Regions from separate parts of the Homo sapiens genome. Here region 1 is linked to region 2. A link is an interaction called in ENCODE POLR2A ChIA-PET data of the cell type or tissue named here. Cell type or tissue: GM12878. All regions are shown on one strand.

Region 1 (5,000 bases), 88 kb before region 2:
GGCTACTCAGGAGGTGGAGGTGAGAGGATTGCTTGAACCCAGGAGTTTCAGGTTATAGGGAGCTGTGATTGTGCCACTGCACTCCAACCTGGGCAACAGAGTGAGACCCTACTAAAAAAAAAAAAAAAAAAAGGCCAGCTGCAGTGACTCATTTTTGGGAGGTCAGGTGGGCAGTTCACTTGAGCCCAGGAGTTCAAGATCAGCCTGGGCAACATAGTGAAACCCCGTCTCAGCCGGATGTGGTGGCTCACGCCTGTAATCCCAGCTCTTTGGAGGCTGAGGCAGGCGGATCATCTCATGTTAGGAGTTCGAGATCAGCCTGGCCCACATGGCGAAACCCCATCTCTAGTAAAAGTACGAAAATCAAACAGGTGTGGTGGCGTGCGCCTGTAGTCCCAGCTACTCAGGAGCCTGAAGCAGGAGAATCACTTGAACCCAGGAGGTGGAGGTTGCAGTGAGCCGAGATCATCCCATTGCACTCCAAGCTGGGTGACAGAGCGAAACTCCATCTCAAAACAGAACAAAACCCATCTCTACAAAAACATAAAAAATAAAAATTATATTTTCTAAGTATTTTTATTGAAAGAAATGAAAAAGCCACAAACTGCATTGTTTGCCATAAATTCATACACCAGAAAGTAAAATGCAATCCAGCTGAATCTGTATATGCTTCCCTTTTCTCCAACAACAGTTTTAAATGTTTTCTATATACTTTATAAGTTTTATTAAAATCAGTTCTAATTAATTTATGCAGATTAGGGGAAATGATTTATGATAAATTATCCTTAAAATTACCTTCTACAAACTTCTAACCCTACTGCCCCCATAGCCACCACATCTGCTGCTAAAGTGAACAATGATGCAATGTACTGTTTGTGGGGGCGCAAAGCATCTGTAGTCTTGATTTCCTGAATAGCCAAAGATTTCAACTTTCTGCCAGTTTAAACAAAAAGACTCAAATGGCCAAAATTATACAGTGAGAAGAAAAATCTATAGCATGAAGATTAACTAAAACTTTAAAGCATGTCTGTATTTTAATTTAAATATAGAAATTTCAAATGTACATAAAATTCAGATTTTCCTATTTAGTAGTAACCTTAACTCGGTCTCCTTACAGTTTTGTACTTTTGGCTCTAAATTAAAAAGAGTCAGTGTATATTCATAACTCTCAATGAAAAAAATGTGCCCAGAGCATATTATTTCATGTATGAAGGGCAAAATATATTTGCCTTGTGAATTGATCTATAGCTTCCATTTAAAAGATCTTATTTGTAACTAAATGAAGCTAAGGTTATTTGTAATTTCTTAAATACTAAAATTTGATTGACTTACATCAAGAGGGAAATGTTAAGAGTTTAACAAGTGTAGGTTCCTGGAGCATTGAGCTTTAAACATTTTTTGTATTTGGAAAGCATGTTTCAACATATATCAGTCACATCTTTCATATGAGTAAGCATGTTTTTCTCCTTCATTATTAATCTTTAATCTTTTTTTTTTTTTTTGAGATGGAGTCTCACTCTGTCACCCAGGCTGCAGTGCAGTGGTGCAATCTTGACTCACTGCAACCTCCACCTCCCAGGTTCAAGCAATTCTCCTGCCTCAGCCTCCCAAGTAGCTGGGATTGTAGGTGTGAACTACCACACCCAGCTAATTTTTTGTATTTTTTTTAGTAGAGATGGGGTTTCGCCATGTTGGCCAGGTTGGTCTCGAACTCCTGACCTCAGGTGATCTGCCTGCCTCAGCCTCCCAAAATGCTGGGATTACAGGTGTGAGCCACTGCGCCTGGCAATTATTAATCTTTATAAAGCATAGTATGTAAGATCTCCATATCTCTAAAATCATTTTGTATATTACTTAGGGAAACTTTAGAAATAATTTTCCAAAAGCTGCTGATTTATTGAAAATGTTTTCCTATTTATTATAGATTCTTACTGTACTTCCATTACCATGTAAATTTTTTCTTCTCTAGAATAGTGCTTCTCAAACTGTAAAGTGCATATACTTATCTAGAGATCTTATTAAAATACAAATTCAGGCCAGGCGTGGTGGCTCACACTTGTAATCCCAGCACTTTGGAAGGCCAAGGCAGATAGATCACTTGTGCCCAGGAGTTTGAGACCAGCCTGGGCAGCATAGTGAGACCCATCTCTACAAAAAGAATTTACAAATTAGTTGGGTGTGGTGACATGAACCTATAGTCCTAGCTACTCAGGAGGCTGATGTAGGAGGACCATTTGAGCCCAGGAATTTCAGGCTGCAGTGAGCCGTTATCATGCCACTGCACTCAAGCCTGGGCAGCAGAGCAAAATCCTATCTCAAAAAGATAACAAAAAGAATAATAAACTACAAATTCAGATTTAGTAGATTTGGGATAGGGGCCCAGATTTTGCATTGTGTGTTTTATTTTTTTGAGATGCAGTCTCACTCTGTTGCCCAGGCTGGAGTGCAGTGGTGAGACCCCGGCTCACTGCAACCTCTGCCTCCCAGGTTCAAGCAATTCTCCTGCTTCACCTTCCCCAGTAGCTGGGATTACAGGTGCACACCACCAAGCCTGACTAATTTTTGTATTTTAGTAGAGACAGGGTTTCACCGTGTTGCCCAGGCTAGTTTCGAACTCCTGAGCTCAGGCAATCCGCCCGCCTCAGCCTCCCAAAGTGCTGGGATTACAGGTGTGTGCCACCGTGCCTGGCCCAATTCTGCATTTTTAACAACTCCCAAGTAATTTAGCTGGCCTATGGACCACACTTTGAGTTTAGCAAGGCAAGCTTTTTTATATACACGCTAGGACAAGCTCCTCCTTGAGAAAATTGAAAATTGGAGGGGAGTACATATCAGCTTTTTTATTTGTAAAACATGATGATGGAGCAGAAACAAGTAATTTGTTGCCTTCAAAAACCAGATTGGGAGAGGAAATGTCCCATACCTGCAGGATCATGGATTTTAAAATTGAGGGGGCTGATTCTAAGAGCAAAATAAAGATAGAGAGAAGTAAGTGTATGTGGGAGGAGAAAGGGGTGGTGACCGTATGGAGAAAGAGAATATGAATCAGTGATGTAAAGGAAAAAGTTCCATAAAAATAATTATTAAAAACATAAGGCCCATCATTTAGCAAGTAATGACAGTTGGATGGAAAGAGAGTAAGGCTTAGGGAAGGGAAAATGTGCCAGAACAGGACCTCACAACCCAAAATTACTCTACCAAATGAGAGATGTACCTTAAGCAAAAGGGAAAGATGCCTGGGTTCTGTAGAAAGACTTTTCAGCACAGTGTTAAAATCTTTTTTTTTTTTGGAGTCGAGGTTTTGCTCTTGTTGCCCAGGTTGGAGTGCAATGGCGCGATCTTGGCTCACTGCAACCTCCGCCTCCTGGGTTCAAGCAATTCTCCTGCCTCAGCCTCCCATGCACCACCATGCCCAGCTAATTTTTGTATTATTAATAGAGATGTGGTTTCACCACGTTAGCCAGGCTGGTCTTGAGCTTCTGACCTCAGGTGATCCGCCTGCCTCAGCCTCCCAAAGTGCTGGGATTACAGGCGTGAGCTACCATGCCCAGCCTAAAATCTTTTTATAATAAGGTCACTGGTCCTCAGCCTTTATAACCTCTAGATGGCATGCAATAAAGCTTAGGTTTCTATTGCGTATGGCTCTCAAGCTGATATGAAAGTACAATTTTTTTTTTCAAAAAAGATGAATTGTAATTTTTTTTTCTTTTTTTTTGAGTTGGAGTCTCACTGTCACCCAGGCTGGAGTGCGGTGGCATGCGGTCTTCGCTCACTGCAACCTCTGCCTCCCAGGTTCAAGCGATTCTGCTGCCTCAGCCTCTCAAGTAGCTGGGATTACAGGCACGTGCCACCATGCCTGGCTAATTTTTGTATTTTTAGTAGAGATGGACTTTCATCATGTTGGCCAGGCTGGTATCAACTCCTGACCTCAAGTGATCCGCCCACCTCAGCCTCCTAAAGTTCTGGGATCACAAGTGTGAGCCACCACACCCAGCAGAATTGTAATATTTTAATGTGATATAAATCTAGTACACTGTATGCTTTCCTTCAAGAAATTGCCTGTGCTTTTTAGTTTAATGACTATGAATAGATATTGAATTATTATGGCTCATATGTATACTATGACAAAAATTGCTTTAAATGTATTTCTGTAGTGACAGATATCATAATTAGCACCTTTTTACACTCAGGTACCACATTTGTAGAAATTTATTTAATACCCTGTCATTCAGCTCTGGAGTTTCAGGGGGAGGTGCTAGCATGTCTCCATCAACTCTCTCCCTCCTCTTTTCCCAGGCAATCTACTCTTTTTTTTTTTTTTATTTTTAAAATTAATTTTTAAAAATATATTAAAATAAATAAACTTTTTTAACCTAAATTTTATATTGAGCCCAGACCTAACAAGCAGGGCCAGGATTTGCCCAGGAGGGAGCAGAGTTTAGAACAGAGTTGTTGAAAAGTATTCAGAAGTAGTATTAATAATGTGTCATAGGTTGCATATAACTAGGAGGAGACAGTAGTAAGGTCGACAAGAGAGATTGCCCAACAAACAACAGTTGCAGTTCTTTTCCTCCTCGACTTCTGTCTCTATTATTAGCTCTGTGGCCTAGCAAGGGTTGATACAATATTTCGTTATCTTAAATAAAGGTAGGACAAAGTTATGCCTTGAATTTCTTTTGAGTCCTTTATAATACATTGATGAGCATAGACTAGGCATATAGTAAATGCTAAGTTGATTGAGAGGAGAATTTAGCGTTTACATTTAAGAGAAGCGGCTGGGTGCGGTGGCTCACACCTGTAATCCCAGCATTTTGGGAGGCTGAGGTGGGTGGTTTGCCTGAGCTCAGTTCGAGACCAGCCAGGGCAACATGGTGAAACCCCGTCTCTACTAAAATACAAAAAATTAGCCGGGCCTAACCGCATGTGCCTGTAGTCCCAGCTACTTGGGAGGCTGAGGCAGGAGAATTGCTTGAACCTGGGAGGCAGAGGTTTCAGTGAGC
Region 2 (5,000 bases):
GAAATATGAGTTAGAACACAGTGGCATGAAACTCACATGCTATTATATTTGATGGGTACTTTACCTAGACTTGGAAGGTGAAGGGTCAGTCAAGGCTGTTTGAAACTCAGGTGAAGCTACCTAAGAAGAGTTGTAAAGTTGTGTCTGTTGAGCAGAAGTTGAAGGACAGGAATTTTAGGCAGCGAGAGCAGTGTATGGGAAGGCCTGATAGTGAAAGACATCATGGTTCTGTCAGGAAACTGCAGAATGTAAGATGGAGATTTGAGAGATTTGGGCCTGGAAAAATGAGAGTTTCAGTTACTCTACAAGGCTTTTTGTTGCACATGCTTTTGATTTCATGTTAAAAGGATATTGTACAGGCAATTAATAACATGCTATATTAGTATTATTATTATTTTGAGACGGAGTCTTGCTCTGTTACCCAGGCTGGAGTGCAGTGGCACAATCTCGGCTCACTGCAACCTCTGTCTCATGGGTTCAAGCAATTCTCCTGCCTCAGCCTCCCGAGTAGCTGGGATTACAGGCATGCGCCACCATGCCCGGCTAATTTTTGTATTCTTAGTAGAAATGGGGTTTCACCATGTTGGCCAGGCTGGTCTTGAATTCCTGACCTCAGGTGATCCACCCGCCTCGGCCTCCCAAAGTGCTAGGATTACAGGTGTGAGCCACCAGGCCCGGCTGATTTTATTTTTTGTAAGAGCAGTTTGCATTTTTAGATTGGATTGGAAGAAAATAGACCAGTTGCTAAAGTTTTAGAGTGACTCTGGCAAAAAGATGAGAACCTGAAGTAAGATGTTTTTGACAATGAAGAGAAGTAGGCATATTTGAAGGGCTTAATGAGATAAATGCAATAGGATTTGGTGAATGTGAAGAAAAGGGAAGATTTGAGCATGGTAACTACATTTCCTTCTTAGGCAACTGAGTAAATTGTAATATGCTTTAGGGTCTGATGAGGAAGTATAAGAGGAAGAAGAGAAGGTCTCTGGGTGGTAGGCTAGGAATAAAAGTACATAGAATGGGTTTATTTTAGATATATTGAAGAGTTTTTCAAGGAAGTCTGTAAAAACAAAAACAAAAAACCTGACAGGCTGGATGTGATGGTTCGCGCCTGTAATCCCAGCACTTGGGGAGGTTGAGGCAGGAGGATGGTTTGAGCCTAGGAGTTTGAGACCAGCCCGGGTAGCATAGTGAGACCCTGTGTCTACCAAAAAAAAAAAAAAAAGAAAACCACACACAAAAATCTTGGCATGGTATCATGTACCTGTAGTCCCAGCTACTTAAGAGGCTGAAGCAGGAACATCATTGGAGCCGGGAGGATCGTTTGGGCCTGGGAAGTTGAGGCTGCAATAAGCCCTGATCACACCACTGCACTCCTGCCTGGGCAACAGAGCAAGACCCTGTCTCCAGAAAAAAAAACAAACAAAAAGACCTGACAGTCTTTCATATTTGCCCCTGTACTTAACCATCTCCAGTCCTTTTCATTTCTTCTTATAGATGGTGAGGTTCCATCTGGTGTCTCTTGTTTGACGATGCCAAAGAGTTTCTTTTATTTAGCATTTCATATAGTGCAGCTACACTGAACTGAACATGAATTTTCTCAGTTTGGTCTATCTGAAAATATATTTCTTTTATTTTCATGTTTGAAGAATGTTTTCACTGGATATAGAATTCTGGGTTGTGTTATTTTATTGCAGCAGGGGTTTTTTTTTTTTGTTTTTTTCTTTTTTTGAGATGGAGTCTTGCCCTGTTGCCCAGGCTAGATGGCATACAGTGGTGCGATCTCAGCTCACAGCAACCTTTGCCTCCCAGGTTCAAGTGATTCTCCTGCCTCAGCCTCCCCAGAAGCTGGGATTACAGGCACACACCACCATGCCTGGCTAATTTTCGTACTTTTAGTATAGATGGGGTTTCACCATGGTGGCTGGGCTGGTCTCCTGACCTTGTGATCTGCCTGCCTTGGCCTCCCAAAGTGCTGGAATTCCAGGCGTGAGCTGTTGCGCCCAGCCCATTGCAGCACTTTAAAGGTGTCATTATTTTATCTTGTAGCTTTTGTTTCTAATGAGAAGGCAGCTGTAATACAGTAGTTGTCTTCCTGTGTGGAATGGGTCTTTTTCTTCTCTAGCTACTTTAAATATTTTTTTTTTCTATTCCTTTGGTTTTCAGCAGCATGTCTATAATATGCCTGAGAGTGATTCTCTTTGTACTTATTCTGCTTGCGTAAATATTTGCACGTTCAAATTTTTTACCTGATTGAGAAGGTTTTTTGTTTTTTTGTTTTTTTTTTCCTTTGAGATGGAGTCTTGGTCTGTTGTCCAGGCTGGAGTGCAGTGGTGCGATCTTGGCTTACTGCAACCTCTGCCTCCCAGGTTCAAGCAATTCTCCTGCCTCAGCCATCTGAGTAGCTGGGATTACAGACGCATGCCACCATGCCTGGCTCATTTTGTATTATTAGTAGAGATGGGATTTTACCTTGATGGTCAGGGTGGTCTTGAACTCCTGACCTCGTGATTCGCCCGCCTTGGCCACCCAAAGTGCTGGGATTACAGGCGTGAGCCACTGCATTTGGCCAGGAAGTTTTTTTTTTTTAATTAACTTTTTTTTCTTTATCTGATGTATTGAATAATTTCTATTGATGTCTTCAGGTTCACTCTTATTTCTACATTCTCCATTTTGCTGTTTTGTCCATCCAGTGAATTTTCTTTTCTTTTTTTTTTTTTTTTTGAGACGGAGTGTCACTCTGTCGCCCACGCTGGAGTGCAGTGGCGCAGTCTCAGCTCACTGCAAGCTCTGCATCCTGGGTTCATGCCATTCTCCTGCCTCAGCCTCCCGAGTAGCTGGGACTACAGGTGCCTGCTGCCACACCCGGGTAGTTTTTTGTGGTTTTTTTTAGTAGAGATGGGGTTTCACCTTATTAGCCAGGATGGTCTTGATCTCCTGACCTTGTGATCTGCCCGCCTGTAATCCCAAAGTGCTGGGATTACAGGCGTGAGCCACTGCGCCCAGCCCATCCAGTGAATTTTCATTTCATACATTACATTTTTCAGTGCTAGGATTGCTATTTGATTCTTTGTTATAGTTTCCATTTTACTGCTGAGATGCACCATGTGCACTCTCATTATGACTGTCTATTCCTGTATGCCCTTCAGCATATTTATAATACCTGCATTAGAGTCTTTGTCTACTGATTCCAACATTTGCATCATTTAGGGTCTGTTTCTGGTGACTGCTTTTTTTCCTTCATCTTTTTTATATGTCTAGTATTTTTTTATTTTTTTGAGATGGTGTCTTGTTCTGTTGCCCAGGCTGGAGTGCAGTGCTGCAATCTCAGCTCACTGCACCCTCTGCCTCCCGGGTTCAAGCAATTCTCCTGCCTTAGCCTCCCGAGTAGCTGGGATTACAGGCGCACACCACCACGCCCAGCTAATTTTTTATATTTTTAGTAGAGATGGGGTTTCACTATGTTGGCCAGACTGGTCTGGAACTCCTGACCTCAGGTGATCCGCCCGCCTTGGCCTCCCAAAGTGCTGGGATGGTGTGAGTCACTGCACCCGGCCAATAATTTTTTATCATATATTGTTGTTCTGGAGTAAATAATTTTCCTGTAAGGAGTGTTCAGTTTCTTTCTGACAGGTGATTAAATTAATTTTTGATAGATTCTTTTGTCCATTCAGGTTTGATTTTCTTCTTTGTTAGGGCAGTTCTACTTCTATTTTGAACTTAGTCCTAGGATGTGGACCTTCCTCTTAAGGTATAGCTTTTTTGTGTTCTCAATTGAGTGTTCAGGGGGTTCAGTGATGTCTTTTCACGCTGAACTAAAACTGCTATGTCTTCCAGACCTTTAGGACCCCGTTCACAGACCCACACACAGCAAGTGATTACTGCTAGGCATCACAGAATCTCTCACAGATACACCTTAGACCATGGCCAAAGACCCATGGTGAATCCCCATGTGAGATTTTTTTCCTTCTTGTCTTTATAGCTCCCTTTTCTCTGGTAACTCTGCTACAAATTCCAACTGTTTCAACAGCCTAGAATTCTGTTCTCTACTTCCTTGCTTGGCCCAGTGTCTACTGTTTTCTGCCTAGGTGTCATCTCTATGATTGAGAAATTGCCCCCAAGCTGGTGCAGTCATGGGGGTTTACCTCATGTGTTTCCCTCATTTCAAGGATCACAGCTTCGTGTTTCTTCTTGTTTAATGCCTGAAACAGTTATCTCATATATTTTGTTCACATTTATGTCAGGAATCTCCGAGACCACACCTAGATTCCATGATTAGCTAGAATGAATCACAAGACTTAGCATGTAGTGGTACTCTTGATAAGATTTAATAAGTATTATGTTATCTGTTGAGGAAGTTTCCTCCTTTCCTAGTTTGCTGACAGTGCTTATAATGAACAGACATTCAGTTTTGTCCAATGCTTGTTTTCCTTTTTGTGGAGAACGGGGTCTCACTATATTGCCAAGGCAAGTTTTGAAGTCCTCGGCTCAAGCTATGCTCCCACTTATGCCTCCTTAAGAGCTGGGATTGCAGGTGTGAGCCACCACGTCCGTTTCTTTTTTCTTTTTGGGGGGAGTGGGGAAACAGGGTCTCACTCTGTGGCCCAGACTGGAGTGCAGTGTCACAGTCACTGCAGACTTGACCTCCCGGGCTCAGGTGATCTTTTCCCTTTAGCTTCCCAAGTAACTGTGACCACAGGTGCATGCCACCATGCCTGGCTAATTTTTGTAGAGAAGGAGTTTTGCCATGTTGTCAGGCTGGTCTTGACTCCTGAGCTCAAGTGATCCTTCCACTTTGGCCTCTCAAAGTGCTGGGATTACAGGCACGAGCCAGTGTGCCCGGCCTAGTCTTTTCTTGTAATGCTAATGCTTTGCCTTTTTTTCTTTTTTTGAGATGGAGTTCCTTTTGTTACCCAAGCTGATCTAGAACTCCTGTCCTCAAGCAGTCTTCCCACCTCAGCCTCCTAAGTAGCTGGAATTACGGGCTGGTTTTATTTTGTTTT

The links. ChIA-PET counts read pairs that join two places held together with the same protein. Peaks named below come from ENCODE experiments on the same cell type or tissue, not always from the same donor. Only the 100,000 strongest peaks of a DNase experiment are listed, where the experiment ranks them.
Region 1: POLR2A ChIA-PET joins it to region 2 with 5 read pairs; 4 of 35 experiments call an interaction of 5 or more read pairs at or near these places.

The regions. Positions count from the first base shown.
Region 1 is chr15:50,740,681-50,745,680 of GRCh38, reverse strand. The region is part of intron 5 of SPPL2A (signal peptide peptidase like 2A); the gene reads left to right. Among named protein-coding and RNA genes, the nearest start is that of SPPL2A, 23 kb to the left of the region's middle. In GM12878, no CTCF peak of the experiment used is centred here; no DNase peak of the experiment used is centred here.
Region 2 is chr15:50,652,722-50,657,721 of GRCh38, reverse strand. All of the region lies in intron 3 of TRPM7 (transient receptor potential cation channel subfamily M member 7), which reads left to right. The region is part of intron 3 of LOC128092252; the gene reads left to right. Among named protein-coding and RNA genes, the nearest start is that of TRPM7, 32 kb to the left of the region's middle. In GM12878, no CTCF peak of the experiment used is centred here; a DNase peak (open chromatin) is centred at 3,100.